Regions from separate parts of the Homo sapiens genome. Here regions 1, 2 and 4 are each linked to region 3. The links are chromatin loops, found by intact Hi-C in ENCODE. Cell type or tissue: IMR-90. All regions are shown on one strand. Each heading gives the region's core, and the rest is flanking DNA. Links, peaks and the distances in the headings are about the cores only.

Region 1 (7,825 bases), core at 107-5,106, 140 kb before region 3:
GGGACGCTTCTAACCCCAGAGGTTCAGTTGGCATCCCAGCCTAGGAACCCGGCGCCAGCCAGCTGCCTTTCTAATAGCATAATTTGCTTAGTAAGTCATTGAACAAATATTTCCCCAGTGCTTATTATATGCCAGGGTCCTGGTAGCTCTGGGGATAGAGCAATGAATATGACAGACATTTATGGAGATTATGGTCTGGTGATGAAGATGAATAATGCCTAACTCGACAAATACTGTTAATCTGAGTGTAAGTTGGGAGAAGTGTTGTGGAGGAAAGGACTAACACAGGGACACTGGGAGGGAGCAGAGGGTGGTATGGGGTGGAGGCATCTGTTTTAGAGAATGATCAGTGGCCTTTTGCAAGCAATGACATTTAAACTGAGACCACTAAAACATTAGAAGGACTTTGCTATTTAAAGAGTAGAGGGGCAAGTGCACTCTGGGAAGTAGAAGTAGCATGTGCAAAGGCCCTGTGGTAGGCCAGGACTTGGTGTTTTTGGATAACTGAAAGAGGCCAGTATGGCAGGAGCACAGTGAGCAGCAAAGGGGAAGGGCTGGCCATGAGGATGAAGAGGGAGGCATCACACAGGGCTTTGCGTGCCACGGTGAGTTCATTCCTACGCCATGGGAAGCCACTGGATGATTTATGTTTTTATAAGCTCTTTTTGGCCACTATGTGGAAAAGTGACCACTAGGGTCGGGGGAGGAAGGGTGCTGCATGAGAACTATTGGTGGCTTGGATCTGGGGGTAGCAACCAAGGTACTGCGAGGTGAACAGATGCAAGGCACATTTAGGAGGTACAAGCCTCAGGGCTTGCTACTAGATTGCATGTGTGTGAGTGAGGGTGGGAAAGGATGCAAAAGACGGTTCTTTATTTCTGAATTGAGCAAACGGGTGGGTGGTGATCTGAGTGCAAACCCAATGCCCACTAATGCAGAGATTAACACAGAGAGGCAGTCAGTAGCAGGATCCATGGTGGCAAGGCAGCAGTGGTCTTCAGTCCTGGGAGGTGATAGAGGCTGAAGGATCCCCAAGGTAGAGAAACTGCCTCTCTGGGGTACCTTGATCCAGCTGTTTTAGACATCCAGACTTTCTTGGCGTGGTGAGCAATGATGCCTGAAGGAACCTTACCACCAGGCCCCTCCCTCGAGCTCTGGATCAGCCCAGCACATGCTCTCAACTTACCTCTTGGCCCTGCCTTCCCCTTCATTCCGGGAAATCCTGGGTCTCCAGGTGGCCCAACCTTGCCTGGAGTCCCCATGAAGCCAGGCTCACCTCTCATGCCTGACAAAGCCCAAAGGAAGCAAGTCAGGTCCCGGCATGGTAGGGGTGGTAGGGGTGGAGGATAGGCAGGGGTGAGGTAGGGAAGAACATCAGCCACCGGCCTCTCTTCACAGGACTGCAGGAAGGAGTCCTGGCCGTGGAGTGGGGAAGGGCCCAGCAGCCAGCCGAGCAGCCGTACCTTTCAGTCCTAGCTCTCCAGGGAGGCCAGAAAAACCTGGAATTCCTTGGTCTCCCTTAGGCCCTTTAGGTCCAGGAATTCCAGGGAAGCCAGGGTCTCCGGTGTCGCCTTGATTCGAGGATGGCCCAGGGGGACCTGGGGGTCCAGCGGGGCCTGGGCGGCCTAGGGATAAGATCGGAAGAGGGGCGAGGGGCAGGTGAACAGGTAGTAGCCACTGCAGAAGGCCTAGGGACTGACAGGACTCCAAAGCCCATTCCCAGGACAGAGAATGTTCCCTCACCATCGGTGGGGTCCTAGTGCCCAGACTTTCCCAAACCATTTTAGCAAAATGCACTTGGCTCAAGTCCCCTGTGTCCCCACTCGGGGAGGGATGTGAAGCCAAACACGCCCACATATGTCCAGCAACAGGGACTTGGCTGCGCTGTATACATGACTTCCCCAAATGTCAGACAAAAGGTGGTGGCTAGCCCTCTTTTGGGCTTCCTGTCTTTACCTCGTTCTCCATCTAGGCCTGGTCGCCCGGGGTCACCAGGCTGTCCTGCTATGAGTGAGGGCAAGGAGATGCCTGGGGCACCGGGGAGACCAGCAGGGCCCTGGAGACCTGGGAAACCTGTAAAGAATAAATAAAAGGGGCTGGATAGGCTCTGTGTGCCCAGAAGATGGCCAGGCTCTTTCAGAGAAAATGGAAGCTCACACAGAGAAAATGGAAGCAGTTAGGTAGGAGCCAGACCAGAGAACGCCAGCAGAGGGCTCTTCTTCCCTAATCCTTCCTTCCCAGAAAGCAGACTAACTGACAAGGGCTCAGAGACTCCCCTTTTCCAGCTGGAGCTGCATTTTATTGGAAAGTTCTAGCTCCCTTACCTCACTGGTAATGGAAATATTTTAGGCCAACTTCCCCCACACCAGAAAGAAAAGAAGGCATGACTGAGCACCTGGACTTTTAAGTTTCCAAAGTGATTTTAAACCTGTCTGTGTCAAAAAACACCTCTTAAGTTAGCCAGTTATGTCTGATGCTGCACAAAGGTTACAGAACGTAGGCCACAGGCCCCAGCCAGTCAGAACAGACACCAGGCCGATCAGAATGGAGGCAGCAAGAATGCGGTGCCTCTGTGTCTTCTAGGGCTATCTTCTGCAATTTCTAGGCAAACTGGAAAACAATCTTTTATAGGTCATTCATGATATGAGCCAAGTGATTGCTTAATTGCCTATGGAACAAATATCTCTGTACTAAATCCCTCCCCCCTTTTTGGCCAAAGAGAATAACCACTTATTACAATAGATACAGAATACTCATTTGCTCTAATTTTAATACTGCTTTACATGTTTTCTGTTTGTGGAACTATTTCTATTGTAATATGTTCAAAACCAAAACTTTCATCTGATCACAGAAGATTTATTTAATGTTCACATATCAAATACATAGATGGTAATCTTGATGGGAAAACACAAATGTAGGTGTTGATATTATACATGTAGCATGGAAGATATATATTTATTACTTTGGGATATTCTAGAAGATATTCAAATGAAGATAAATGGATTCAAACTGGTTGATAAACTGTTCTGGTGGTTGAGATTCTTAATTTTTGTTTGCGACAAGAAAATCCAAAAATGTTAATATCGAATTTTATCTTTTGTGACAAGAAAAATGCAAAAATATGCTGAATTTCTCTTATTAAGGTAAATCCATGAAAATTTATAAAAGTGATGGTAGATTTGGGTGTTTTTAAATAGCTCATTAATTAATTGAATCTTGAAATTTAGACAAAGAAAAAATAAATTTTGAGAAAAGTCTCTCTAGGTTTCTTAGGTCCGGAAAAAAGAAAAAACACAAAAAGAAAACTAGTAGCTAAGCCACGTGGTGGTACTCATAGCATTGTTACTTCTGGTTTGGTGAACCTTTGAAATATTTTTCTTTATCCCCAGGGTAAAAATCTGAAAAGAAAGACATATTGTATACTTTTTTTCTGAAAATACAGCTCTACACATATATTATGTATATATACATATAAAGCATATATATGTATAGCTTATATATATAAACTGAAATTATGCAAAACTAATAAACAAGACACCACATGTGTAATAGAGTAGGCAGTGGTGGGCAGTACACAAATTATAAAAGTTCCCATGGCAGTTTTTGGAGACTTTTTCTCCCTTTACCTGTTTCTTAATTTTATAATTACACTTACGTGTTATTAAACCTGAAATAAAGGCACTACTGACTTCAAGTATTGCAAAAAGCTCATGCATTTCTTTAACAATAAAACACTTTAAATGAGCAGATGAAAATGCAAAACAGCCCATTTTTCCAACTCAGTCCAGTGTCAAAGCCTTGAAAAAACAAAATACATAAATGCAGCCTCTACGTATTTAGTGCAAATATGAAAACAAATAGTATCATTGAAAGTTATTTAGATAACAGTACTGTAATGAGAGGGATTGCTCTATGAAGTTTTTTTATTGGTTAGTTTGTTTGAGATAGGGTCTTGCTCTGTTGCCCAGGCTGGTGTGCAGTGATGTGGTCAGGACTCACTGCAGCCTCAACCTCCCAGGCTCAAGCAATCCTCCCACCTCAGCCCCCGAGTAGCTGGGATTACAGGCGCACACCACTATGCCCTGCTAATTTTTGTATTTTTTGTAGAAACAGGGTTTTACCATGTTACCTAGGCTGGTCTCCAACTCCTGGGCTCAAGCAATCTGCCTGCCATGGCCTCCCAAAGTGCTAAGATTACAGGCATGAGTCACTGCACCCAACCACTCTGTGATGTTTTCTTAGGAGTAAATCATCATATTGCACTGACTCCCGTTGTCAAATCAAAGATAGGTTCCTGTGGGGGTGGGGTGGGGCGTGGTATGATATTTCTTGTATTCTTTTTAAAGAAATTGTTTTAATTAGATATTGAGAAGATATGACATAATATTTATAATATGCAAAGAATAATTCAGATACAATGAACACTTGTGTTTCAACCACTCAACTTAAGAAGATGTCACTTGTTTTGAATTTCCTTGTGTGCCCTCCACCCTCTTCCTTCCCTTCCTCTCAGAGGCAATCACTCCTGAATTTTGTTCATCATCCTCTTCCTTTTTCTTCAGTTTGACCATGTATATCTCTAAACAATGTATTGGTTGGTTTCGCTTATTTTTGAACATTTATTGATGGAATCATACCAAATGTATTCCTCTGTGACATGTTTGTTTTTTGTTTAGTGCTATGTTGCTGAAATGTATCCTTCTTGACCTGTGCTGTTTACTACATGCATAATTGTGATTTTATTATCTCAGATAGCTAAAGAAAATGAATAATCTAATGACCATCAAGATTTGAAAACAAAAGAAAATGTCCCTGTGTTTTTATCCAGTCCCCTTTTCCCTATATCCCATGAAAGAAGACAGTCTCTGGGCAGGCTCGGACCCTGCTTTGAGCCCTTCCTCTGGAGAAGCTGCTGGCTTTCAGAAAAGAACAGTTTGGTCCAGATCAAAGGGAAGAACAAACACAGAAACTGCAGATGCATCAATTTAAAATGCAGCAGGAAATGAATTAATATATGAATATAGTCCCTCGGAAACATACACACTGTACACAAACATGCACATAAACAAAATGCGGTGAGACCTCAAGCCCCAGAGCAGAGAGAAACAGGAAATTTTGCAAATATGATTTCCCCAGGTAACATGCAATAATATTCTTAAGTATATACTATGTGCCAGGCACTGAGCTTTTGTATATCTTACCTCGTTCCTCATTGATTCCTCAAAAAACCTATGAGGTAGGTTCTGTTATAATGTTCATTTTATGGAAAAGGAAAACTAAGGGCTCATTTGGGATTGAGGAACAAGTAACTTCCTTGTTTAAAGTCATATAGCTAGTGAGAGGTATAGCTTGAATTTGAACCCAGCTAGTCTGATTTCAGAGCCCATACTCTTAACCATGATGCTATGGTGAATTCATTTCCTGGTTAACATGGAGTGGAATGTACACGGGTTTTTGGAACTTTCCTGAGGAAAAGTTGAAGAACACAAGTCATTCTTACTTTCTGAGAGGTGGGGAAAGGGAGACTCAGAAAGGGACTTCAGGCCATGTGATGAGTCAGGGGCCGAGATTAGGGTAGAACCTGCTTTCTAGTAAACCCAACAAATTCTAGTTGAGGGTATGCTGTGGTTCTGTCCGGTGGAGACTTGTATCATCTTAGTCTTGGGATCCTTCCCGCAGCCACACTGTCTTCCCAGGGCCCTGGGAGTGCCATCCACACTGGACGCTGAGGAAATGCCAGCCAACCTCTCACTAAATGGACAAGCCCTGTCCCTCAGGACCAATAATTGCAAGCTCTGACCAAGCATGCCAGAGAGGCTTGAGGTTAGTAAGGAGGAACAGAAGAGAATCTGGAGGCTAAAATGGACTTGGTGAACTGTGCCCTGACAGTCTTCACTGGAAAATGCTAAGCACAGCCTAACCTCTCTTTCTCAGCAGTCATTCCCACTGGGTTGTGAGACTCCCAGAGATGTGAAGACACTCACAGCCCAACCCTGTGAGCCACATGGCCCTGCTGTACCCTAAACCTGACTCTCCCAGCAAGGCCTCACTCAGCCTCTACAAGGCCTGACTTGGACTCACCTCGATCACCTTTTTGCCCTCTCAGGCCCGGCTTCCCTGGAGCTCCGATGCCAATTCCTGGATATCCTTTTTCTCCTTTGGGTCCAGGGAGACCAGCAGGCCCAGGCACACCGGTGATACTAGGTCCTAGGAGGAGATGCAGGGGTAGGGGGCAGACCTCAGTGGAGGTGAGGCCTTCCTGCCTAACTCACTCGCCTGTGGCCTGAGAAGCCTGACTGACAGACACCAGAGGCAGAGTACTGAAGTAACAAGAAAGAAAGTTAATCTGAGTAGAAGAAAAAAACCCATCCTCTTTCTTCTCCATATCAAGGGACCTCAAATTGGAGGTTAATAAGGAGAGCTATGAGTCCAAGGATATGGGATACACCACAGTCGAGAATTCATGGCCAGCCCTTGCCAGGCTTCTGGAAGAGCTGATGCCCTCCTCTTCACCCTGAGGGTCTTCCTAACCTGGAGTGCCATGGGTACCCTTGGTGCCCGGAAGCCCATTCAGTCCATGTAAACCAGGAAATCCAGGGAAGCCTGAGGGGAGAGAATGTCAAAAATGGCTCCAGCAACTCTGAATCATGAAGCATCAGCAAGAGGTAGCTACCTGCCCCCAAAGGCATTGCGAGGTCCTTATTTTAAAGTCCTGGTCTTTTTTGAGGCATTTACTTAATGCCCTAAGGGAGAAGAAAACACTCCCAACCTATATCCTACACCACAGGTTCTCATGACTCTTATCAGAGACCAATACAGCTTTAGGAGTAAGATGGCAGCTCATTAGGTATCTTGAAGAAGAACTCAGAGTAGCAATGTCAAGACCTTGAGTTGTCAGCTCCCAGAGACTGGTTCCAGAAACTCACTGCCCAATCTCTAAGTCAGGGAAAGGCTACACATGCCAGGGCAATTGCCTTCCTTGCTAGCTCTTCTCTTCATGGATCCCATATTCTTCTCTTCACACTCATGCTTGCCTGCCTTCATTACTCTTCATCTTCCTTTCCCATGATTCCTCATGTCCAATGACTCCTGTAGGCATGGCTTAACCCTAGCTAGTATCTTCTAAGATAAAGTAGTTGGTGTCCTTCATCGAGGGAAAGACTTTTCCCCACTGCCTGCTCCCAAATACACATACCTTTGGGTCCTATTAATCCGGGGGATCCTAGAGGCCCAATTGCCCCTTGGTGACCAGAAGAACCTGGAAGTCCTGGTTCTCCTCTCATGCCGGCAACTCCTGGAAATCCTAAATGTGAAACCAAGGCAGAGGTTCAGAATGGGGCATGGCTTGAAGCTAATCCAAACTCTTTCAGAATAAGGTTATCATGTGGCATGGTACCTGGAGCTCCAGGAAGGCCAACATCTCCAGAAACACCAACTTTTCCATCTTCACCTTTGTTTCCAGGGAAGCCTATATTGCCTATTAGTCCATCTCTTCCTTTTGTGCCTATAAAACCAAGAAAAATGCTGAGTGATTAGGCCATATTTCTAGCAGTGTATTCCTCTATGGGAAAGAGTAGATTCTGAATTGCTGAAGGAGCTAGACCCAATGAAGAAACTCTAAAAAAGATAGTGGTGGCTGTTTTCACATTAGAAAGGTGCCCTACAATTGAGAAGCAAGTAAATTTGTTATGAGTATCCCTTCAGAAGTGGGAGCAATAAGTGGAAATGTTCAAGAAGGACAGTTTAGATAACAACTTCTAAACTAAGGGGATGTAGGCCATTATCCCAAAGGTCTTTGCCAGTCTATGAGTCTTGAAGGAAGAGT
Region 2 (7,825 bases), core at 1,310-6,309, 230 kb after region 3:
TATTTCTCACCATATACAAAAATTAACTCAGGATGGATTAAAGACTTAAATCTTCTTTTGCACAGGAAAAGAAACTATCAACAGAGTAAACAGACAACCTACAGAATGGGAGAAAATATTCGTGAACTGTGCATCCAACAAAGGTCTAATATCCAGAATCTACAAGGAACTTAAGCAATTCAACAAGCTAAAATTTTATGTAAATATAAGACCTGAAAATATAAAACTACTAGAAGAAATTCCAGGGGAAAACTCTCCTGGACATTGGTCTAGGCAAAGAATTTGACTAAGACCTCAAAAGCACAGGCAACAAAAACAAAAATAGCCAAATGGGGCTATATTAAATAAAAAGCTTCTGAACAGCAAACGAAGCAATCAACAGAGGGAATAAACAACTTGTTGAATGGGAGACAATTTTTGCAAAGTATTTATCTGACAGGGGACTAATATTGAGAATACAAAAGGAACTCAAACAACAGGAAAAAACAAACAAAACAAAATAAAACTCCAATTAATCCCGTTTAAAGTAAGCAAAAGACCTGAATAGACATTTCTCATAAAAAAGACATACAAATGGTATATGTAAAATGCTCAACATCGCTAATCATCAGAGAAATGCAGATGAAAACCACAATGAGATATCATCTTATCCCAGTCAAAATGGCTATTAATAAAAAGACAAAAAACAACAGATGTTGGCAAGGATAAAAAAAATAAGGGAACTCTTATATGCTGTTGTGAACATAATCTAGTACAGCCACCAGAAAACTGTATGGATATTTAAAAGAAAGAGAGAAAGAGAAAGAGAGAGAGAGAAAGAGAAAGAAAGAAAGAAAGAAACTAAACATAGCATCACCATACAACCCAGCAATTCCACTACTAGGTATCTATCCAAAGGTAAAGAAATCAATATATCAAAGAAATACCTACACTTGCCTGTTTATTGCAGCAGTATTCATAATCACAAAGATATGCAATTAACCTAAGTGTGTATCAACAGGTGAATGGATAAAGAAAATGTGGTACATATACAGAATGGAATACTACTTAGCCATAAAAACTAGTGAAATCATGTCATTTGCAGCAACATGGATGGAACTCGATGTCATTCTCTTAAGTGAAATAAGCCAGCCACAGATTGACAAATATTGCATGTTCTCACTTGTATGTGGGAGCTAAAAAATTGACCATATGGAGGTAGACAGTGGAAAGACAGAGAACAGAGACTGGGAAGGGTAAGTGTCAAGGAGGGGGAGGATGAAGAGAACTGGGTTCTTAGCATATTAAAGATGTCATTCCGTGGTCTTCTGGCTTTGATTATTGCTTCTGAGAACTAATCTGTAAATTAATTTTCACTCTCTTGAAGGCGGTCTGTCTTGTCTTTTTTGATGCTTTTAAGGCCTTTCCTTTACTTTTATGTTATGCAGTTATGTTCTGCTGCACCTAGTTTCAGGTTTTATTTTTATGCCATTGAATCTGTTTGGTTTCTTGAATCACAAATATCTGTAGATTTTTCTTGAGAAATCTTAGCCGTTGTCTCTTTAGTATTGTCTTTATTCCCTCTCTCACCTCTTCTAGAATCCCAATTTCCTTTATGTTATTCTTCCTCACTCTTTCTTCCATGTCTCTTAATGATTATTTCACAGTTTCCATGTTTTATCTCTATGCCACATTATATATAATTTCTTTTTAGCTTTACTAAGTCTTTTAACTTTATACTGTCTCTCTTCAGCTCTATCTAGTCTGTTGTGAAGCCCATCCATTGAGTTTTAAATTTCAATTACTATAGCTTTTACTTCTAGAATTTATATTTTATTTCGATTGAGCTATGTCATTTTCATACAATTGCTGGCTCCCTTTATTATTTTTAAGTTAGAAAAATTCTTCTATAATTGTAAAGATAGTTACTATATATTTTTTATCTGATAATTCCAATGTGTGAAATATTTAGTGAGTACTTTCTGTTGTCATATGTTTCTTTTGGCTTTTGCTTATGGTTTTTTTTCTTGTATGCTTAATGGTTTTTAATTAGGAAATCTCATCTTCCTTTAAAAAAATGATACATTAGAATTATTTGAAGTTTACTATGAAGGCATGTTTTTTCTACGTAGAGTCAGTATGTATTTTTGCCCAGCCTCTAGAAGGTCAATGCAGTCAGAGTCCACTCAGGTAATGCTAATTTGGATTGCAAATCTGGCCAGTTTGTGGTGAGTTTTTTAAGGGTTTTTTTTCCTGTACTTCTCTGCTAAGCACCAAGAGATCTTTTCTTCCACCTCCCTGGGTGTGGGATTGTGAGGTACATTTATGCGTGGTACACCCTTATAGTAAAAGAAATTATAAAACAAAACCCAAAAATTATCCAAGTTTGGCATATGTCCTCCGGGAAAAAGTAGTTTCATTGATCAGTTCATTTTTTGGTTTTCCCTAGATTTTGATTTGATAAATCCTACTGTGCTTCCCTTTGATGCTTTTAGGAAGAAGTTTTTACTTTTTTCCAAGCATTTTTTTTTTAAGTAAGCATTTCAGTCTGGATACCTAACTGGCCACATTATTGGAATATTTCTTATTTCTCTCTGCCATTATTTTGTAGTATGTGTCTCCTTGGAACACCTGAATCAAAATTACTTAGAGATGTTTATTAAAATTTCAGATTCTGCTATTCAACTTCAGCTTACTGGAAGAATCTTTACGATGGGTTGCTGGTATGTAAATTTTTGTGAGGTTCTTTAGGTGACCCTAATTCATACAGAATTTGTTTTTATTTGTACTTTTAAGTCTAATATCTGCTGTTTTAATTGTAGCAGCATGAGATCTAAATTTATTATTTTTTATATTTATTCTAGCACCATATGTTGAAAAATTCATTGTTTTCACATCTATTTGACGTCAACTTTTATCATATAGTAGTTGTGTGTGTGTGTGTGTGTGTGCACGTGCTTGCATGTGTAAATCTGTTTCTGGCCTTCCTATTTTTGTTAACTGAATACCATACTATTTTAATTATTGTAGTGTTGTGATGTGTTTTACTGTGTGATAATACAAAACTTTCCTTACTCATTTATTACTTTCTCCCACAATAAAAATTTAAAATATTACTGTAGTTTCATCATTTTCTTGCTTCTTTCATCTTCAGTGATTTCGAAAAATTAGTTTTTTTCATATGAACTTAGCCTTTTAGACTGAGGTACTTAATGTTCATTTTACTTCTTTGCCCCAATCAATTTTGTATTTTAATCATGCTTAGCATGGCAATTTTTCCTCTAGGTAGCTTTCTGTCTATCCTTCCAAGTTGAAGTCCAGGTATTCACTTTCTCCACAGAGCCTTTGTCAATACTTTCAGGCTCAAGGGAACTGTTTTTCTTAACTTTGATAGCAATTATTGACTATACCACTCATTTTTACCTGGCAAATCCTACAGAATCACAGAGAGTGAAATCTGGAAGCTACCTAAGGAGATCATATTGTCTATGTATGCCATTTTACAAATGAGAAAACAGCCAAAGAGTATGGAAATGATTTGTCCATGGTCAAATGTTTCAACTTCTGAAGTAAAATTATGATATACCGCTGTATCATTATTCCATTGTATTTTGATATTCTTTTCATATGTCCTGAAAATACCCAGTTACTTAAAAAATAAAATACCTAGTTACTTAAAAAAACAAAAAACCTAGACTGGAAGTTCCTTAAAGGTAGCACCTGCATGTACTTTTGTACAACTCATAGAACTATTATTGTGCTTGTGTTTATTAGACACCTAATCAATATTAATAGATGTTGGTAAAAAAACAAATTGTTCCATTAACCAGATGTCAAACTGGGGCTATCTCCTTGTGGGCGCCACTGTTATAACTGTATAGAAAGTGGCATCTAGTGGTTGGTGTGCGTATTACAATTGCCTGTTTTGTTTTAACCTATGAGTACCAGAGTCATTCTCATAACCTAGGTGGAATAAATAGACTATAAATTAAAATTTTAAATTGAATTTAAACACATTTATCTATAATTCACAACTGTTTTAATCTGTGCTCTCTCTAAAGTAAAGCTACATGTTAATAAAAAATTGCAAAAAATTATACAAAATTACTTGTAAAATGACATGCGAGAGTATTTAAGGTTTTGCTTGTTTATAAATTATATTAGGAGTTAGGGGCTATCGTTGGATACTGAGAAGTCAAAATGCAATTATAAAGAAAGGTCACATAGAAACTTGTTCATATCAATGAAATCCTGTCAGGTTATTGCTTTGCATTATTTTTAGGAGCTTAATTTGTATTTAAAAGAAGAAGATCTCTCAATAAAGGCTGAAGATGGAAAGCTACACTGTCTTCTACTCGCAACAACAAAAACCCATGCACATATATTCACATATAAAGTTCAGACATGCATTTCAGTGTCAAATGTTAATTATTCTTACATTAACAGCCATTTGGGGTTATCACTACTCTTTACCTCTCCATTAATGCATGAGTGTTGACAATATGCACAATTTAATTCAGGGACTACGACTGTTGACAGTTACTGTCTTGTGAACTTGTGAATCAGTATCTTCTTGTGAAACGGTATCTTCTAAATTTTATAAAATCCATAGTCTGGAACTTAAAATTTATGTTTGCAGAAAAATATTATATATTTTTAATTAACCTCTGTTTCCTGCACATTGTAATATAATTTTTTGTAGATGGGTTCATCCTTCCCATTAGAGAGCAATGATGTACTTTGTACTTCTACTTGCACCTAACATAACATAGTGGCTGTCACATAACAGGTGATCAATAAGTATTTCTTGAATTAGTTACACATGTTGGAGGGAGCTGTGTGTTACTCATCTTAGAAGTCTAGTGCCTAACAATTTTTCTGTCCTCTAGTAATATTCAATTCATATTTGATGAATGAGTAAGTCTGAATAAGCCTATTTAATCTGTAGTGTAGTTAGCGTAAAATACTAAAATCAGTATATAACCCCCAAACATCTATGAATAATAAATAATAGCGGCATAGCAGACTTTCTGTTTGACGTGTCAGGAGCACAGCTTTCACTGGAGCAGCCTCTTGTAGTGTGAGTGAGAGATTACTGCAACATCAAGCCATTGTAGTTTGCTCTTATAATCAGGAAAAGAGGTTTCAGTATGAAGGTGACTTTTAGTTGCAGCTGAGTGAGTTAGGAGTTCTGACCAGAAGGATAAGGTCAGTACTTTCAAAAGGGTTGAGGAGGGTACTTTGGTAGTGACTAGAGTAAAGGAAATCATGGAATGTTGAGCAGCAGGCTAAGGTATTTTATATCAAAGGCCCTCAAGATTGATGGGCATTATTTGGTATTTATGTCACATGAAGGTTTCAGTAACTCAGTCTGGTATCTATCTGATGAAAAGAATGCCACCTCCTTGTAAGTAAACACTGAGCTATCCATGTATATTAAACTAACTTGTTTTTCTAAGCAGTTCATTTTCTAAGAGTAAAGGATAGTACTGAATGGCAGAAGTCACATACTGTATTCTTTTCCTCTATAGGTTTTCTATTTTGGAGGAGGATATTTTTCTGGCTTGAGGACCTCAATTCCTAATATGATTGAATGCCTGTTTAGAACATCTAGACTGTGGGAGCAGCATTTATGGTAAAGCTGTTAGAGACTGAGCTATTATTAGTGATGAAGGAGTAGGAGCAAAGAAAAGAAAGAAAGGTGGTAAAAGATAGTGTTATATATTTTATGCTCCATGATTGCTCATGAATGGAGAGAAACAAGTGACTTGAAGTGGTAGGCATTGTTGTCTAGTTGCCAAGGTCATTGCTAATACAGAGTGAGAGGTAATTTTTTACAAGCAATGTTAGAAGAAAAAAAGGAGAGTTCCTGAGAGTTTGGACATGTGGCAAATCATATTACAGGGAAGTTGTATGAATTTCTTTTCCATTTTTAACATATTTTAGATTGTGCATACTGTCAACACTCATGCATTAATGAAGAGGTAAAGGGTAGTGATAACCCCAAATGGCTGTTAATGTAAGAATAATTAACTTTGAAATGTATGTCTGTACTTTATATGTGAATATATGTGCATGGGTTTTTGTTGTTGTAAGTAGAAGATGGTGTAGCTTTCCATCTTTAGCCTTTATTGAGAGATATCTCATTTTTAATGTCTTGTAAAATGATATTTTTCACTTTAAAATTATAAAAATTATGTTTGCTCATTTTGAAAAGTTAAGACAGAAGTGTATATAATAAAAGGTGCAAGCTTCCTGAGAGGTAACTGTTATTTGCAATTTCGTATATCTTTTCAGATATTTTTCTGGTATCTATCTTTCAAGTTTGGATTGTTGATTTCAGTTGAGCTGTAAGTCAGAGTCTGATTTTTGGGTTCATATTTAATGATTTTTTCCCTCTTTCTCTTCCTTATAGGCTTGCTATGGGTGTTCTCCAGGATCAAAGTGTGACTGCAGTGGCATAAAAGGGGAAAAGGTGAGGTCTTAGATTGGCATTTGAAAATTTAGTAAAGCCAGTAAACTAATGGTTTTAATAAATATTTTTTTAAAAACAGAGCTTCTATCTCAGTACTTAAGTAAGTGAAATGAATCCTATTGCATTGCTTATTTTAGAGAGCTTATAAGGATTAGATTATATCTTAAGGTCAGCAAAGATTTTCTGTAAAAGGCCATATAGCAAACATTTTAGGATTTATGGGACACATCAGTTTCTGTCACATATTCTTATTTATATAAATAGAACTTTAAAAGTGACTAAAAAATATTCTTAGCTCTTGGATCATAGAACATGAGCCTCTTGGGATCTGGATCAGGACCTCTTTCCCGTAACATATTTCTGGCGACCACAGAAGGGACTATAGTGCAGAAACCCTAGCTTAATGGCTACCTTTGGGTAAGTGTTGGGGTCCTTTAATATCTGCATTTGGCCTGAGAGCTATAATCTGCCAAACTCTGATTGGTCTTGTTGAAGGCACTGACTTACTTAATAGGCAAAGACAGGGGAAAAACACTTAAGAAGGAAACTAAACATTTATCAAGCTACTAATCTCTGCCAGATACCAGGCAATATCATGTATTTTTATCTAGTCTATGCAGTTTAATAATAGATGAAAGTCTTTTTTTTTGTTTTTTCGTTTTTGAGACACGGTCTTGCTCTGTCACCCAGGCTGGAGTGCAGTGTCACAATCAAGGCTCACTGCAACCTCCGCCTCCTGGGTTCAAGCAGTTCTCGTGCCTCAGCCTGCCAAGTAGCTGGGATTGTAGGCATGCACCACCATGCCTGGCTTATTTTTGTATTTTTAGTAGAGATGGGGTTTCGCCTTGTTGGCTAGGCTGGTCTCGAACTCCTGGCCTCAAGTGATCTGCCCACCTTGGCAGGGGATTCCAGGAGTGAGCCACCATGCCCAGCTGAATGTTTATTTCTATCTTACTTTTTCCACAGCAGCATCTCCTATTGTACAGATATTATGATTACAAAGTAAGTATTGGTGAAGATTATATAGCATAAGCCTAATCACTATCAGTGAATGACATTAATATTATCAAATATAAAAGGGATAGTAAATTATAGCCTAAAGAGAGTTATACTAGGAGATGGGATCATACTCTTGTCTCCACTCTTTGGGGCTCAGTATTTTTGAATGAATGAGTGAATGCTGCTAATTATATATGAAGCAGTTTAGGACAGTATGTCTAGGGCATAATCTACTTAGAGGTATAGAAGGTACGTTAGCATATTAGACATTCTTAAAAGTTCTGGAGCAAAGAAACCTATTTGTTTGTTTTGTAATGCTACATTTCCAAGCCCCATTTGACCATGTTATAGACTTTCCCCTTAACAGAGCAG
Region 3 (7,825 bases), core at 978-5,977:
AGTCTATCCATTTGAGGTTTCGTGATTTACCATTTAGACTTTTAATCAGATGCAGTGATGGGTAGTCAAACATTGGCGTGTGTGTGTGTGTGTGTGTGTGTGTGTGTAGCCGCCCTAAGTAGAAGTCTGGTACTTATGAAATGTTTCCATTCCCCACAGTGCCTGCACCAATATTTAGCCCCCAGAGTACTTTCTTAAATGTTTTTCTAGGGGGCTTGAACCTCACAAAACACAATGAGATAAAAGAAAACACAGAACATAGTCTAGGACTTCCACCTCTAAAAGTAAAGATGGTCATTAAATAATTGGCTATGTGCTTCATTTGTTAAAATAAAAGCTCTTTTGAAAAGATGATAGTGAAGCAAATTTCTGCAAAGCAATGCACATTTTTCCATCAACTTTTACTATAGCTTAGAGAGTTGCTGTGCAATTAATTTTCTTAAACATTCTTGGAAGACTTCCATTAATGCGAGTCTTCTCAAAGTAGACACCAAATTACTTCCCTGACATATACTTGGTAATTTCATCTCCACATGTTTCTAACTCCATTGCAGTGAACTTTCATACAGTCAGTGGCCTACATAAAGGGACAGACACACATTACAGCTGTGAAAACTGACATGACTCCTCACAGAACTTGTAATCACATATAAAAAACATGCTTTCCTTAAGCTTGGAATTCATTTCTTAAACCTTTAAAAGAGAAGGATATTAGAAAAACACTTTAAAACCCAGACAGGGATATAAATGGATGCTATACATGCAGTCAGGAATTACTACTCACTAGGGTGGAGGACGAAGGGCAATTGATTTGTTGATATCTCGTGGATGTCTTCCTAGCAGATTTTCTCCACTCCAAGTATTCCTCCAATCACAACAATCTGACTGCAACGAGTAATGCAGGGAGCTCAGCTGATTATGGCCACAAAGGTTTCAGAGGCCATTTGACATGGTGGAAAGAACACTATGGAGGGGAATGGAACACTTGATTTAAATCTCAGTTATGTCACTTACAAGAGATCTTGGGACAGTCTCTTAATCTCTCTGAAACTTTCTTCCAAGCCCATTCATAATTAAAGTGAGGGAAAGAGCATTCATAGGCATGCCAGGAAAGCCTTTTGTAACCTACGATGTACCTCTTGAGGGCTGGATCCAACCTTCCAGCCTTGCAATTTTATTATTTTATAAGTTCCTTTGGTGTTTCACTTCTCCCAGTTCCTGAGATCTCCATTGCTTTATTCTATGTGAAATTGTCAAGGTGAAGCTCTAAAGTTGGTTGCATGACTATGCTATAAGGAAAGAGCAAGAGACTTTGTGACAGTTATTTTTCTCTTATCCAGAGTTCTTTTGCCTCTGTCTGCGGGCTCCCAGCTATTTTAAGTATGGTTTAGGCCAGTGGTCTCCAAATCCTTTTGATTGCACACCCTTTTTCAATTAGAAAAGCTTTGAGCATGCTTCCTCAAAACATGTATATTTATACATTGTTAACAATTATATAAATCATACACATGTCCTAATCTCTCCCCCATATATTAATGATAATATATATAAAATGAAACACACAATAAATAAAAAGTGTAAAAGGATGAGACAAAGATGAAATAAACAGCATGTTAAATGTCTTGTTAATTGTGATGGCTTTATTATATTATTAGCTAATACCTTAAGGCACAATTATATACTTAGGGCAAGATCTTTCATCATTGAGAATTGACATAAATCCATATTTCATATAGTCTTCATTATTCTTGCAATATGTTTTTGCTGACTTCTTGTCAGGTGTAATTAGATTACCATGGTTTTTACTTCATAATGAGGCTGATAAAAATCTCATTTTAGGAGTAGAAGTGTGAGCTCTGCCATGTGCTTACATTACTAGTATTATCTCCAATACATGGTCTATTTGCAGGAATCTTCTTAAGCTGCTTGTCCATTTTGTGAGGGTTAAATGTAGTTAGATAATATCCATAAATCTACTTAACTAGGTCCAAGGAAACATCAATATCTCTGGTATACATTCAGGAAAAAAAGTAAGGGCCCCAAGGACACCCCTCCATCTTGTGGAGCCCCCACTCTTCCCTCAGGATACCTTACAGAGTATGCACAACAGGAAAGCCGAAGAAAGCCAACTCACCTGATGAGGATGCCAGTGAAAATACACATGTTACATATAATAGTAATAATAATAGTCTAATACATAGCATTTAGTGAACCACACAGCTTTAAACACTTTATATAAATTATTTAATCCTAAATCTTAATTTCTTTCTAGTGTCTCTCAAATTAAATGTGAATAGAAATTTTCATATTTTCTTCTATACCCAACAAATTGACCTGCATGCCCTCCCCCCTCCACCCCCCCAATTTGCAGACCACTTATTCAGGCTCTGAGATTAAGAATCTTTGGATAAGTGGGATGCCTCTATAAAGTACATTGCAGCAACTCCTCCCTGCTATCCTGCTGCTGCAGTTTTCATGTGTGCTGATAAATGACAAAAAATAGAAACTGGAGTCAAAGATAAGTGACATAGGAAGCAATCCCAGGCAACTGAAGGCAGAGGGGAGAAACTAGGTGAGGAGGAGGCCATGGTGGAGAAACCAGGAATGAGGGATGGAAAGCTAGAAATGGAGCAAGAGGGAAGGAAGTCTTGAGGGAGAAAAGGGGAAGTTAGAGACTAGGGAGGAAAGGAAGAACAAGAAGCAAAAAGGGGCACACATCTGGCAACTGAAGGAGGGGGTAGACTAGGAGGAGATAATATGTCGCTTGTTGACCTGCAAGATGCTCACTCATGTCTTAATATCTGATGTCTCTGTCATATGACTTAGCAGGGACAGCAAAAGGAAAACTGAGTGGTCCCCCAAAATTTGTGATTTGTGCACACAGATATGCAGAGTGAGCATGGCTCCTCTCATCAGAGAGGCACATGAGATTTATACAAGCAATGCAAGGACAGGGCAATGCTTCATTTAAAGAGCGAGTTTCTAAAGCTAGAACGGTAAGCAGAATGACTCCTAGGCAAGGCAGGGAAGATTTTGTTGGGTTTTGGTGAAGAGAAATTCCTGTGACTCTTCAAATCACACCATCCAGATGACCAAGGAAGGAGAGTCCTGCACATTCCTGCAGAAGCACAATTTCAGCTGTCAGGAGCATCTAGAAGCAGCAGCAGTAAAGAAGCCACAGCAAATGAGTTATATCTGAGGCAGCTGCCAAGACACCATTCAGAGGATAGGACATTGTCAAACATCACCTTCCGTATCTCACTTCAATACTAGAAAGCACGATAATGCACTCTAGGGGCAAGGAACCATCAGGGTACAGTAATGTGGTGTCTGACTTAGATTGTCAGAGCTTGCAGGTCCTTTGAGATCACACATCCCAAATCTCTCATCCCACCTATGGGAAAACTGAGACCTTGAGAGGGGAAAGCACCAAACCAAAGTCATCCAGTTGGCAAAGCTCACGCATGACACTTAGGTCTCTGGATAGTTAAAGCAGTGTTCTTGTCTCCACAGCTGTGTATTTATCTATCTCCTTCTCCAGCTCCTTGGCTCTTCTCTAGCAGAAGCCTCCCTCACTAGTACATATAATATATTCCATAAATCCTGTAATGTCACAATACAATCAAATAAATGATTAAGATAACCACGAACATCTGCAGGGCTATGATTGCATCTTGATTCTGTGCAGAGACACATGTTTTAACACTATCATTAATTATCCTGAACCGAAAGAACCATATGTAAATATACAAAGACCCCTGATTTTCTACCCCGTCCTTTACTACCACCTAGTGGCTACTTCTCTGCTCAGACGTTACTTCCCCCCTCCCACAAGGAAGAGGAACAAGACCATCAACTTTGCAAAAGGTTAAGAGGTTTTTAATGAAAGGTTTGGTGGAGAGGAGGGTGGAAACAACGTCACAAAGAAAGTTAGGGATTACCTTTGACACAATTATTCATTAATGTTCTCATCTTGGAGAAAGAATGAATTGTTGGAAGTAAAAGATAAGCATTTTGCCAAGTCCCTTGCATTATTAGGTATAGAGTAAGAAGCAATCAAGCAAAAGAAGAGGCCAGGTCAAAAACTCAGAGGAGTTAAGGAAAGCAGAATCCCAGAGAAAACCATCGAAATCAGATGTGTGGTCCTTGCAGCTAACAGGAGCTAAAGAAGATGTGAAAATGACTGCCCCAGCTCTTTGCCTTCTTTCAGCAGCAGGGATTACTCCCTCAACAGGAGACTTCCCATCAACTTCACAGCATCCTAACAGCTAATCCTGGATGTGGAGAGTAGGGCTAGAACCACACCTATGCAAAATTGCTTGGTCAGTTGGTCAGTCTTTCATGAGACAGTGTGTAGTGCCTACGGACTCTGCAGAGTCTAAGAACACTGTCTCTGCCCTTTAATTGTTCTTAAGATAGTGGAGAGCAGACAAGTGAAGAGAAATGATGGTAAGAGTAGACAACCCCAGCCTGGCAGATCATGGAAATCTTCCCAAAGAGGTGAAATCTGTGCTCAGTTTTAAAGGATGGAAAAATAGAAGCAAGTCAACAGAGAAAGGGCAGAGCTAGTGGAAGACTAGTATATGTAGAAGGGGTGGCAAGTATAAAACCTGCAACACATTAAACAACACAGTAGCTCTGAGGACTATAAATAGTTCAGTGAACTCATATGTTTTTTGAAAATATTTGTCTTGTTTTGTTTTCTGAAGTGAGGAGGGTTCCTAATAATGAGAGATAATATTGGAGAGGTAGTCCAGGGCCAGGTAATAAAGGACTTTATAGGTTTTCTAGAGTTCGGATTTTATTGTGAAGTCCATGGGGGAGCCATTGAAGGACTTTAAGCAAGAGTTTCATGATACATATTTGTGTTTTGGAAAGATTATGGCAGGACAGTGGCAAATTGATGGGGGAGAGTGAGATTAGAGGCTGAGAGATCAGTCTTGAGGTTATTGAGGTAATTCTGGCAAGAAATTATATGAGCCTAGATTGGAGAAATGGGTATGGAGAGAAGTGTATGTATTCAAGTTCAATTTCAGAAGACAAATGGACAGGACTTAATGATGGATTGGAGGTAGTAGGGAAAGGAAAGAGAAGACAAGCATGACTCCCAGTTTTCTGGCTTGAGCAGCTCAGTGCTTGTTGATGCCATTTGTTGTGATGGGGAAGACATAGATAGAATTTAGGAAGGAGTACATCTGGTGGGGGTTGGTAATGGAGTTCTGTATAGACATGTTTATGGTGCCAGTGAAATCTAAGCAGAGATATCCAGCAAGAAATTGACAATGCCAATCAGAAACTAAGAAGAAAGATCTGAACTAGAGCTAGAGATTTAATATTTATCATTTTATGGATGGTGGCTGAAATCCCTGCAGTATATAAAACCACCCTGGGAGAGGCCTACACTGAGAAGAAAAGTGGGATGAGGACAGAATGCTGGGGGATCCCAATCACAGTAGGAAAAGAACTAGGAAAGGATAGCATAACATTCAAGGGAACAGAAAGTTTCAGGAGAGAAGAAGGTGTCTTATATAGCAGGGCCATCAAGGAAGATAAGGAATGAAAAATATCCATTGGATTTGGCAACAAGTAAGTTAGTAGTGATTAGTGTCAGCAATAGGGCCAGCCCACAAATGTCTGAGGAGTGAGAGGGCAAATATTTGTCATGAAATAAGGCACAAAACTTAAGTGCAGGCAGCTGGAGAAAGGCCTGGCCACCCAAGGAGGTGATATAAAATATGAGCTTTCATGTTGGAGCAGTAGAGGACAAAGACATTGGTGTGTGTTGTAGTGGGTAGTCAGGAGAGGGACATGAGGGGATACACAGGGAGGAGGAAAGATGTACATTGCAATTTCCTAATTAAGGAGAAAATGGAAAGGCTTCTTGGTAGCCATGGCACCAGTCAGCTGACACAGGGAATGCCAGATGTTTGCAGGAGGAGAATAAATTGAAGGGCTAGTTGTTAATGCATCTAGGTTCTGGAATTCATGGGAAACACATTTTGCGGCAGTGGAACAGCAGGATGTAGGCAGGATATAAGGAATTAAGAAACTTGGGCTCAGTTTCTCATGAAACTCAGGCTAACTTCATAAACTCTCAAGCTAGGCATAAAGTCCCAAGTCATAAAATGGGGGACAAACAGCCTTTACCTAGAGGGCAATCCAAGCATTCCCCATGGTTTTGGATTATCTGTGATAATGCTTCTTTAGATGGCATGGATAATTAGGGGGTCACCATGTTTTAGATAAACACCAGAACAATGTTACAACAGGGAAAACTCTAAAAGAGTATTAAGGAATACTAGGCTCAGAAGAAAACAAACTGCCCCCTCCTCCCAACCCCAACTTCAGACAAACACACACTGATGGAGTATAATGCAGAGATAGCTTTCAGATCTAGTAGGGAAAAAAAGAGAAGTGTTGGAAATGTCAACCTAAAATGTTTTGTTTGATCAAGTGGCAGGGGAAAAAAAATACCAGGGAAGAGAACAACCCGAAAGAATAGTTCTTCCAGATAATAACACCTAACTCCTAAGAAAGAAAAGTGAAAGTCATATATTAAGTTCAAATCTGAACATAGTGTTTATTTAACACTATGAGGCAGGTCATTTTTAAAGATTGCCATTCTCTTAAAGTTGGCTAAATAAGGTTTAGCTACTAGCAGGCTGGTGACCTTGCGCAAGTCACTTACCAGTTTCTTTATTTGTTGCATACATACAGGATTACAGCCCCTGAAAGAAGATGTTTTGGAAACTGCAAAGCAGTGCACCAACATTAGGTAGGGACTTTTACCAGGCAGGGCATACCTTTGAGAAATCTGTTTGAGATAGCTTCATCCAAAAAGGGTTGGATTGCAGTTTTGCAGGAGTGCTAGGTGTTGTGTAAATGTCCTAGTCAGTTCAAGAGGACTTTGGCAAAGGAAAAGTACACACTGCCCAGCAAGCTATGCGCTTGATGTTTCCCCAAGGCAGGGGGCAGGCCTGCCAAGGGCTGCAGCACATCTCAGGGTGACCCAATGTTCCGTTGCCCTCCCAGCTCAAGAGGAACAGCTTGAAATATAAATGGTGCCCTCTGCTCAGCTAAGGAGAACAGTCCCAAATCTTTCTGACATCTGCACACAAGGGGTACTGAGAGGCTGTCCTGCAGGGTCAATAGTGCTGGGGCCAATTTAAACAATTCTGCTTGGCCCTGGGAAGGTAGGAGGAAAGGGAGGATGACTAAACAGGACCTGGTGGTGCTTCAAGCATCCACGTTCAGTTTTCTGCATGAGCATCGGTCTTATCTATTTGGGAAATAGGACATTCCTGCTCTTGACTCATGAAATATGGCTTGGTCTGGTTCAGTAACTTTGACAAACATTCTTTGAAACTTTAGACTTTGCAAATACATTTTTAGGAACATATTTGACAGTGTGGAGTCTGTGTCTTTTAAATATTGAGGTAAAAATCTGTGCAGGGATATTCTAATTTCCTCCATCCTCCATCCCCTCAGCCACTCAGATGTTTTCAAAAGAGAAGCCAGACTAAGGCTCCAGATGTTTGAAACCTAAATGAGGGCTCCTCATGAAATAAATCTACTGCCCTCCATTTCCAGAGATCAAAATCTTAGCCAGGGGCTTAACAATGAGATCACTGTAGGCATGTTTGCCTGGTGTAGGACTGACCTCCGATCAGATATATAAGATTTTCTACTTTTAAAGGCTCCCCAACCCAACAAACAGCCCAGAGCTTCTCAGTTTCCTGGTTGTTGTGTCTAACTGCTTCTCACCCTGCCACAATCCATCAGGAAATGTCCTTTGTGTCAAACCTCAAATCTCACTTGCATCGAT
Region 4 (7,825 bases), core at 1,125-6,124, 79 kb before region 3:
CGCACAAAGAGCACTGTCATAACTTCACTGAATAATTTTGGCTAAGAGATCTGTGAGGCACGCCAAAGTTCCAGACACGGATCAGAAAAGGCTATTTTAGGGATTGCTAAGCTTATTTGGATAGAACACATTTTATAAGCACATTTAATAAGATTCATGTGCACCAAGATCCTTCAACTTTGTACTTCTTAGGAAATCAGTTATTCAGGATGGATAATATTGTCCTCTTCCTAGTTAATGCCAGGCCATCCATCAGATTGTCAAAATAGTGAAAGAACAGAGCGCTGGAGAGCATCATGACATTTTATAACTCACGTCCAAATGGCCAACCATGTGCTTGCAGTGAAATCCAGAAATGGCTGTGGCTAAAGAACATTGCCCCAGGGGGCCAGAGTGGGCCCAGAAACCTACAGGCTGACAAACCTGCAAGAGCTCATCTTCGTTGGCAGATCCCAGGACTCCATCACTGCACCTAGTAGCAGACATTCACAGGGAAAACACACATACACATGCACATATACACACATGAATTGCTTATTTGTTCTTTCTTCCTATCCCTCTCTCCTCTCCTCTCCAATCTGTAAAGTGTTGAATGTGTAAAATACAAGAAGCCTAAGAATATCTATTAAGTATCAATTATGATAGCAAGAGGGAACAGCCTGAGGATTTTAAATGCCCTGCTTATAAAATGTCTGTAACAATTAAGTCTGAGAGTTCAGGCTGACATTTTAAAGTGGACTCAGACTGAGTATTAACCCTAGTGGGTGCAACACAGGCAGGCTGGTCTATCATTTAGAACAAATCCCAGTAGGGACTGAATTTTCTTGGCAGAAAAATGAAAACCATTAGTAATATGCATTACCTCTCAGAGAGCACAACACCGTATCAGGTAGAAAGTCCATTTTCATAAATGCTTCCCATCTCCACCTCTTGGCCCCTTTACTGACTGTCCATCATTTCCTACAAATCTGTGAAAAACTTTGAAAAGAAGCCCATTAAGCATGCCCTTTACTGTTCACCTTCAAGGCTTACTTTTTAAAAGGCTGAAAATGGGACAGATGCCTTATGCTGTGGCTACAGTTAAGTACTGGAGATGCAAGTGGCCACCAGCTGTGATGATCCTTTGGAGTATAATTTTGAGTGTCAATCAGGCCCACGAAGACCTACGACCCTTGCAAGGAAGTAAAAGATGCTCTGTCCAAGGAAATGCAGTTCTCTTGGGCACCACCTACCACTTAACCTTTTCCAATACCCAACATGTGGCCTACAAAAAATGATAGGTTGCAAACTGTTTAACAGGCTTCATTCTGGGAATGATGGGGGTGGAGTAAACTTTCAATTTTTAGGCTCCTACCTCCCATTGTTGGAACTTTGTTTACAGTGGTTCTGTTATTTATTATTATTGGGATTTTCACAAAATCAATAAATATGTGTGTATATATGTATATGTGTGTATAATGCATATTAATAATATAAAAAGAGCAGTACTTAAAAAATAGTGCTGGGGTGCTGTTGACAATGAGTAGGAGGTCGAAAGCATGGGCCTACATCAATGATAGACTGGATAAAGAAAATGTGGCACATATACACCATGGAATACTATGCAGCTATAAGAAAAATGAGTTCACATCCTTTGCAGGGACATGGATGAAGCTGGAAACCATCATTCTCAGAAAACTAACACAGGAACAGAAAACCAAACGCTGCATGTTCTCACTCATACGTGGGAGTTGAACAATGACAACATATGGGCACAGGGAGGGGAACATCACACATGCGGGCCTGTTGAGGGGTGGTGGGCAAGGGGAGGGATAGCACTGGGAGAAATACCTAATGTAAATGACGGGTTAATGGGTGCAGCAAACCACCATGGCATATGTATACCTGTGTAACAAACCTGCACGTTCTGCACATGTATCCTAGAACTTGAAGTATAATTTTTTTAAAAAAAGAAAGAAAATGTGGGCCTAGGTTTCAAGACTAATGCATACAAAATCACAGCAAACAGTACAAATTTGGAACAGAGCCTAAGTGCTGTGGGAACATGAAAAAAGAGTTGGCAATGGAGGGTTTGTGGAAGGCTTACATTTTGCCCATGGCTGGGGGAAGTCATGGGCCGCACTGGAAAGGTTGATTGGAAAGGTTCCAGCTGAAGCGGGCCTGGAAAGCACCGCAGAAAAGTCGAAGTCGTGATGTGGCAGGACACAGGGAACCCTCAGAGGTTTGGGAACAGGGGAGAGTTGGGAGAAGAGCGGTCTTTCAGGGCTGAAAGTCATCAAGAAGCATTCAGGATAACATGTGTATGTCAGAATGAGGCCAGGGCTGCCTGCCTGAGGCTGGGACAAGGGAGGCAGATAAGAAGCAGCTGTTGAGGAGGAGGGAGCTGCTTGATGGGAGAATGGAGGGCAGGATGGGCTTGCAGAGGCCATGTTATTACTAGCAGAGAGGATCCAGTCAGGGCACTGAATGCTTGACCCAAATCCAAGCCCTGACAAAAGTTTTCCCACATCAAGGGAAGGAAGGGGAAGAGGACAGTAAATCACTGAACAGCTACTGAGAGAGCAGGTTGTGATGTGGCCCAGTCCCATCCTGCTCACACCATTAGAGAGAAGAGTCCCAGCAGCACCCAGCATAGGCACAGGGACTGGCACCCTCTACCTCTGGTCTCTTACCTTTGCAAGCACATGCTTATCAGCAAGGGTAAGCAAGGAGACTTAGGAGGTAGGCAACTCGAGGGCTGGGCCTAACTGGAACTCTGATTCCATGTAGAAAAGACAGGGTCCCACAGCCTGCTTCCTTTCTCCTGGCTTGGTGGGCATGCAGAATTTCTTGACCCCTGTGTTCCAACAAGAGAGCTGAAAGGAACTCTCCTAAAGAACTCACATATATTTTTTAAATTCTAATTCTTTTTCCAAATAGAAGTTTGAAAAGGCACCCCCTAGAGGAACATGCACTTCTGGACTGGCCCCAGGTTCCAGCTTGGGTTGGCGGGCGTGCCAGCAGCTCAGTTTGAAACCTCTCACATTGAATCAAGGGCCAGAAGCAGGGCCTGTGGGAAGTTTCTAGGCTTCTGCTCATCCAGAACTGTCCCCTCAGCATGGTGTGAGGCTCTTATGGAGCCTGCAGTCATAGGATATGAGACAAAAAGCCTTCCCATCCATGGATGTCCTTTCATACACTGGCACAGAACACCGGGAACAAATGAAGGTGACTGAGAAAAAAAAGAGGCAGACCCATTTCTTCTGCGGGTTGTTTTGTCATCCAGATACGCTTACTTTGTGCTTATAGCTGTATGATCTTTTTTCCTCATCTCTAATGCACAGGATTTCTGCCTCATTACCCATACAGCTAAAGCTTAATATTAACTAAATCAGTGGTGAATTCCTTTCCTTTCCCACCCCGACACTATCAGCGACATTTTTCATAATGGCCAGCAGAGGTCAGTGTGAGAACATAGAGACTACAGATAAGCAGGTGGGTAGGTGGGCCTCTCCCTCTACAGAGAAAAAGAAATCAAACCAGTGTCAGAGAAGTCACAGAATGTTCGAGCAGGAAAGGCCCTTAGAGACCATTCAATCCGGGCTTTATTTTATACATGGGGCGGGGGGCGGGGGGAAGGGGGAAGGCCGAGAGAAGAGGAAGGACTTGTTTAGGTCACGTAGCTAGTAGGAACGGCATGGAACTAAACAGACCACCTGCTGCCAGTATGTGGCTGTTTCCCTGTTTGCCAGTGGCAGATGTCTTAGGGGGTCCTTGAGGCTGCCCCTCCACTACCCTGGGCCCGCCCCTGGGACTGTCCCCATCAGTAGGCTGCAGCAGCCAGATGCTCACACATTATTTCTTTTTTCCTAACCCTGATCATTTCACAGAACCAATCTGAAACACCATCACTGTTTGGACAGCTAGCAGAATTTCAATGGGCTTGGACTAATGCCCTGTTCTGATACATGTCATTTATTTTGGCAAATAGACCCAGACAGGGCAGAAGGAACTCCTCCAAGTCTTTCCAATGAGCTCTCCTGCTTCCATCTGCTCAGGATTTTAAATATGCACATCAGGGTCTAATTCTCAAGGGAATGAGTTGGGACTTGTGCTTAAGGCCAGGAACCGCAGGTCTGCAACCACAGCCCAGGCTGGCTGCCTCCTGCCAACCACAGTGAGTTGGGATCAGTGTGAAGTTTAAGGTGGCCTCTGATCAGACCCAGATAACTAGGGTAAAAGACCCAGAAATGGGGCTGCCTATAAAGTAGTAGACATATGTAGATATATCATCGAAGAATCTTAAAAGCATATGCCTCACACTAGACAGGACGGTGAAACTGGTGGAGGGGGCTGACTTTTCATAACTTAGTCCCTTTCTGCCTTTTTATACCTCCGTTAAGGTTCCAGTGTTCTTCTCCCATAAAATTAACATTTGTTCCTGAGGAAGAATCTGAAACTCATTCCCACTGAGGCGTTAATGACTGACAACTTAGAGCTTTGCTTTTCCCAGAGGGATTTGTAAAGCAAAGCATTAAGCTAGGGGATGCAAATGGTATTTATGAAGCAGGGAAGGGAGAAGGGTGTGCACAGGCCTTCCTAAGGATCCAGTTGTATTGTAGAAGGTGATGCAGTGCTGTTAGGTACACTTTAAATGAAGTCTCCTTACTGCCAATTAAGTTATGTGACCTTGGGCAAGGGATATAACCATCTTGAGTATCAAGGGCTGAAGTGTAATAATAGCTCTTACGTTGGATTATTGTCAGCATTTAAATGAGTTAATACATATAAAACACCTGGCAGATAGAATGAAAGCATTAGTTCCCTTTTTCCTTTAGGCATCATTTATGGCAAAATGGAGAGTTTAGGATTGGGCACCAATGCTCCTTCTCTTAAGTTTCAGTTGGAGATGCACAGACATCATTGAGCGACCCTCTTTGGGGGCAGAGATGTGTGCTTGGGAATAGATGAGCATGTATGCCAGTACCCCACATCTGTGAGAGCATTTCTCCTTTTACATAGCAATGGTGTCCTGGTTCTCCTTGGTACTTGGCTTCTCAGTGTTTATTTTTCCTCCTGAAGGGCTTTAATCTACATACTAATGACTCCCAAACCTGAACCTCCAGCCCAGATTTCTCTTCTGATTGTGCCAGATCCTTATAGTCAATGACGTATAAGAGATCTATTCAAATAAATATTCCAACTCAAACCCAACATGCCCCAAACTGAACCACATTGGCTTCTCCTCAACCCCATTCTCCAAACCAGCTCCCTTTTTCTGAGTTAACTCAGTAAATGGCACCATTCATAAAGTTGATGAAGCCAGAAACTCAGGGGTCCTCCATGACCCTTCCATTCCCTCATCTCCCACATCCGATCCATTAGCAAGGACTGTGAATTCTACCTCCAAAATCTAACTGAAACCTGTTCATTGATCTCTAGCCCCATGGTCTTAGTTCAAGTCTTTCTCATCTCTCGCCTGGAGTGTTGCCACAGTCTGCCAAATGGTCTGTGACCTCCAATCTTGCGTTACTCTCTCCTAACCTCCTACTCCAGGGCCTTTTTATGTGCTTTTGTATATGGCTCTGCTCTCCTGGCTACCACTTCTGTATCTTTTGGGCTCTAACCAAGATATCAGCTTCTCCAGGGAGCTTTCTATGATTACCCCCACCCAATGTGTGGGCTAGGTTGCCTGTTTATGTGTCTATACCTCCCAACAGACTGAACTCCTTGAGGACAGGGCTTATGTCTTACTCTTTACTGAATCACCTGTGCTCAGCACTATGCCTGGTACACAGTGGGCATCAGTAAATGTTTGCTGAGTGGAGAAATGATTGAGAAATGACTGAGAAGCCAGTGGCCCAGGTACAGCAGTATCTTGTTTGGAAGTCTAAATAGTGTTGAGGAAAAAGTCAAACTCTGTAAAATATTTGAAGAGATTTATTCTGAGCCAAATATGAGTGACTAATGGCCCATGAAACAGCCCTTGGGAGATCCTGAGAACATGTGGCCAAGGTGGTCAGGCCACAACTTGGTTTTGTACATTTTAGGGAGACATGAGATATCAATCAACACATGTAAGATGTACATTGGTTCAGTCTGGAAAGCTGGGACAACTGGAAGCCTGGGGCAGGGTGGGGGGGCTTTCAAGTCATAGGTGGAATCAAAGATTTTCTGATTACCAATTTGTCGAAAGAGTTATTATCAATAGAAGAGAATGTCTGGGTTATAATAAGGGGTTGTGGAAACCAAGGATATATCATAATAGATGAAGCCACCAGGTAGCAGGCTTCGGAGAGAATAGATGGTAAATGTTTCTTCTCAGACGTAAAGAGTCTGTTCTATCAGTAACTCCAAAAGGGAGGAGAGTATAATGAGGCATGTCTGGTTCCTTGTTCCTAACATGGACTGAACTAGTTTTCCAGGTTAGCTTTGGAAAGCCCCTAGCCAAGAGGACGGATCCATTCAGATGGTTGGGGGGACCTTAGAATTTTAACTTTAATTTATGATAGTTGCAATAGAGTGCAATCAGGAAACATCTGATCACAGAATCACTGAAAAGAAAGCTGCATAAGACTCAGGAATTGATCCAGTTCAGGATGGAGAAGTTGAAGGGCAGAAAGAGAATGGGACTTACCCAAGTTCATACAACATCCACTGTAGACTTTTAAAACAATACCTTTTAGAGCCTTTGAAAACAGAAATGGTCTACATCTAATGTAGTTTCTGGGCATTCTTTGTTCTCTGAGATCTCTGAGTGAAATGGCTTTGATTCTCATCCTGAATGGAATTCATCCATTCAACAATGATTTATTCAGCACTTACTCTGTGCCAGGCACAGAGGTTAAGATGGCAGGTAAAACATAGTTTCTGCATTCATGAAACTTATAGTTATGTTATCCCTTGAAAACAGATGATGCATGGCCCATCACCAACCTAATTAAACACTTTTCATCTCATGCTGAGTTTTGTGCTTGGCAAGTATGAATATACATGTAGGGGCTGAGAAGGCAATACACAAAAGAAACACACTGCATGGCCCATGCCCTCAAGGAACATTTAAGCTTGTTGGGGGAGATAAGGCCATATCACAAAAAGTATTGGAGATAAGGTCATTGCATTAAAGGAAAGAGATTTAATTGACTCACAGTTCAGCATGGCTGGAGAGGCCTCAGGAAACTTATAATCATGGCAGAAGGGGAAGCAAACATGTCCTTCACATGGTGGCAGCAAAGAGAGGTACAGAGTGAAGGGTGGGGGAAGCCCCTTATAAAACCATCATATCTCATGAGAACTCACTCACTATCAAGAAAACAGCATGGAGGTAACCAGCCCCGTGATTCAATTACCTCCCATTGGGTCCCTCCCACGACATGTGGGGATTACGGGAACTACAGTTCAAGATGAGATTTGGGTGGGAATATAGCCAAACCATACCAGTCATATGCAATGCATTTTTAAAATTATACTGTATATACCACAAGTCCAAGAGGAATTCAGAGACGTGTGAATTGACAAGGGAGCAGAGGGGCAAAGAAAGACCCAACAAACTGTTAGTGAATGCATTCTAAACATGAAGAACAACATGTTGATGGGAATCAGCGAATTCTGTAAGCGAGGGCCAGTCAGAAGCCTGGGTCTGGCTGGAGCAGAGGTGAGATCACAGAGAATCAGTAAGAAAGGGCAATAGAGAATAACCTACAAAAATTTACAGATGCTGAGGTGTTTAATCTGGTACATTAGCATGTTTTGTTTTAAACTTTAGTTTGGCTTCCAGTTTGGTTCAGAATTTAGTGAAGTGAGATGATATGCTAGCTAAGTGTACAGGGTTCAGAGTTCAGAAGTC

Evidence for each region. Hi-C counts contacts between places; a loop is a spot of excess contacts. Peaks named below come from ENCODE experiments on the same cell type or tissue, not always from the same donor. Only the 100,000 strongest peaks of a DNase experiment are listed, where the experiment ranks them.
Region 1: a loop joins it to region 3, with 3 times the contacts of the local background. A loop is called at or near these places in 2 of 110 quality-filtered maps.
Region 2: a loop joins it to region 3, with 6 times the contacts of the local background. A loop is called at or near these places in 19 of 110 quality-filtered maps.
Region 4: a loop joins it to region 3, with 19 times the contacts of the local background. A loop is called at or near these places in 29 of 110 quality-filtered maps.

What each region holds. Positions count from the first base shown.
Region 1 is chrX:108,163,414-108,171,238 of GRCh38, forward strand. It overlaps COL4A6 (collagen type IV alpha 6 chain), which reads right to left. Exons shown (of 45, transcript NM_033641.4): 34 at 7,397-7,504; 35 at 7,196-7,303; 36 at 6,532-6,603; 37 at 6,082-6,207; 38 at 1,957-2,073; 39 at 1,464-1,625; 40 at 1,187-1,285. Among named protein-coding and RNA genes, the nearest start is that of ATG4A, 76 kb to the left of the region's middle. In IMR-90, for the core only: a CTCF peak has its summit at 2,199 (motif pointing right); no DNase peak of the experiment used is centred there.
Region 2 is chrX:108,533,352-108,541,176 of GRCh38, forward strand. It overlaps COL4A5 (collagen type IV alpha 5 chain), which reads left to right. Exons shown (of 53, transcript NM_033380.3): 2 at 6,395-6,454. Among named protein-coding and RNA genes, the nearest start is that of COL4A5, 97 kb to the left of the region's middle. In IMR-90, for the core only: a CTCF peak has its summit at 3,863 (motif pointing left); no DNase peak of the experiment used is centred there.
Region 3 is chrX:108,300,648-108,308,472 of GRCh38, forward strand. The region is part of intron 3 of COL4A6 (collagen type IV alpha 6 chain); the gene reads right to left. Among named protein-coding and RNA genes, the nearest start is that of COL4A6, 130 kb to the right of the region's middle. In IMR-90, for the core only: a CTCF peak has its summit at 3,798 (motif pointing left); no DNase peak of the experiment used is centred there; H3K27ac peaks cover 1,197 bases; H3K27me3 peaks cover 291 bases.
Region 4 is chrX:108,221,442-108,229,266 of GRCh38, forward strand. All of the region lies in intron 3 of COL4A6 (collagen type IV alpha 6 chain), which reads right to left. Among named protein-coding and RNA genes, the nearest start is that of ATG4A, 130 kb to the left of the region's middle. In IMR-90, for the core only: a CTCF peak has its summit at 3,429 (motif pointing right); no DNase peak of the experiment used is centred there; H3K27ac peaks cover 1,400 bases; H3K27me3 peaks cover 244 bases.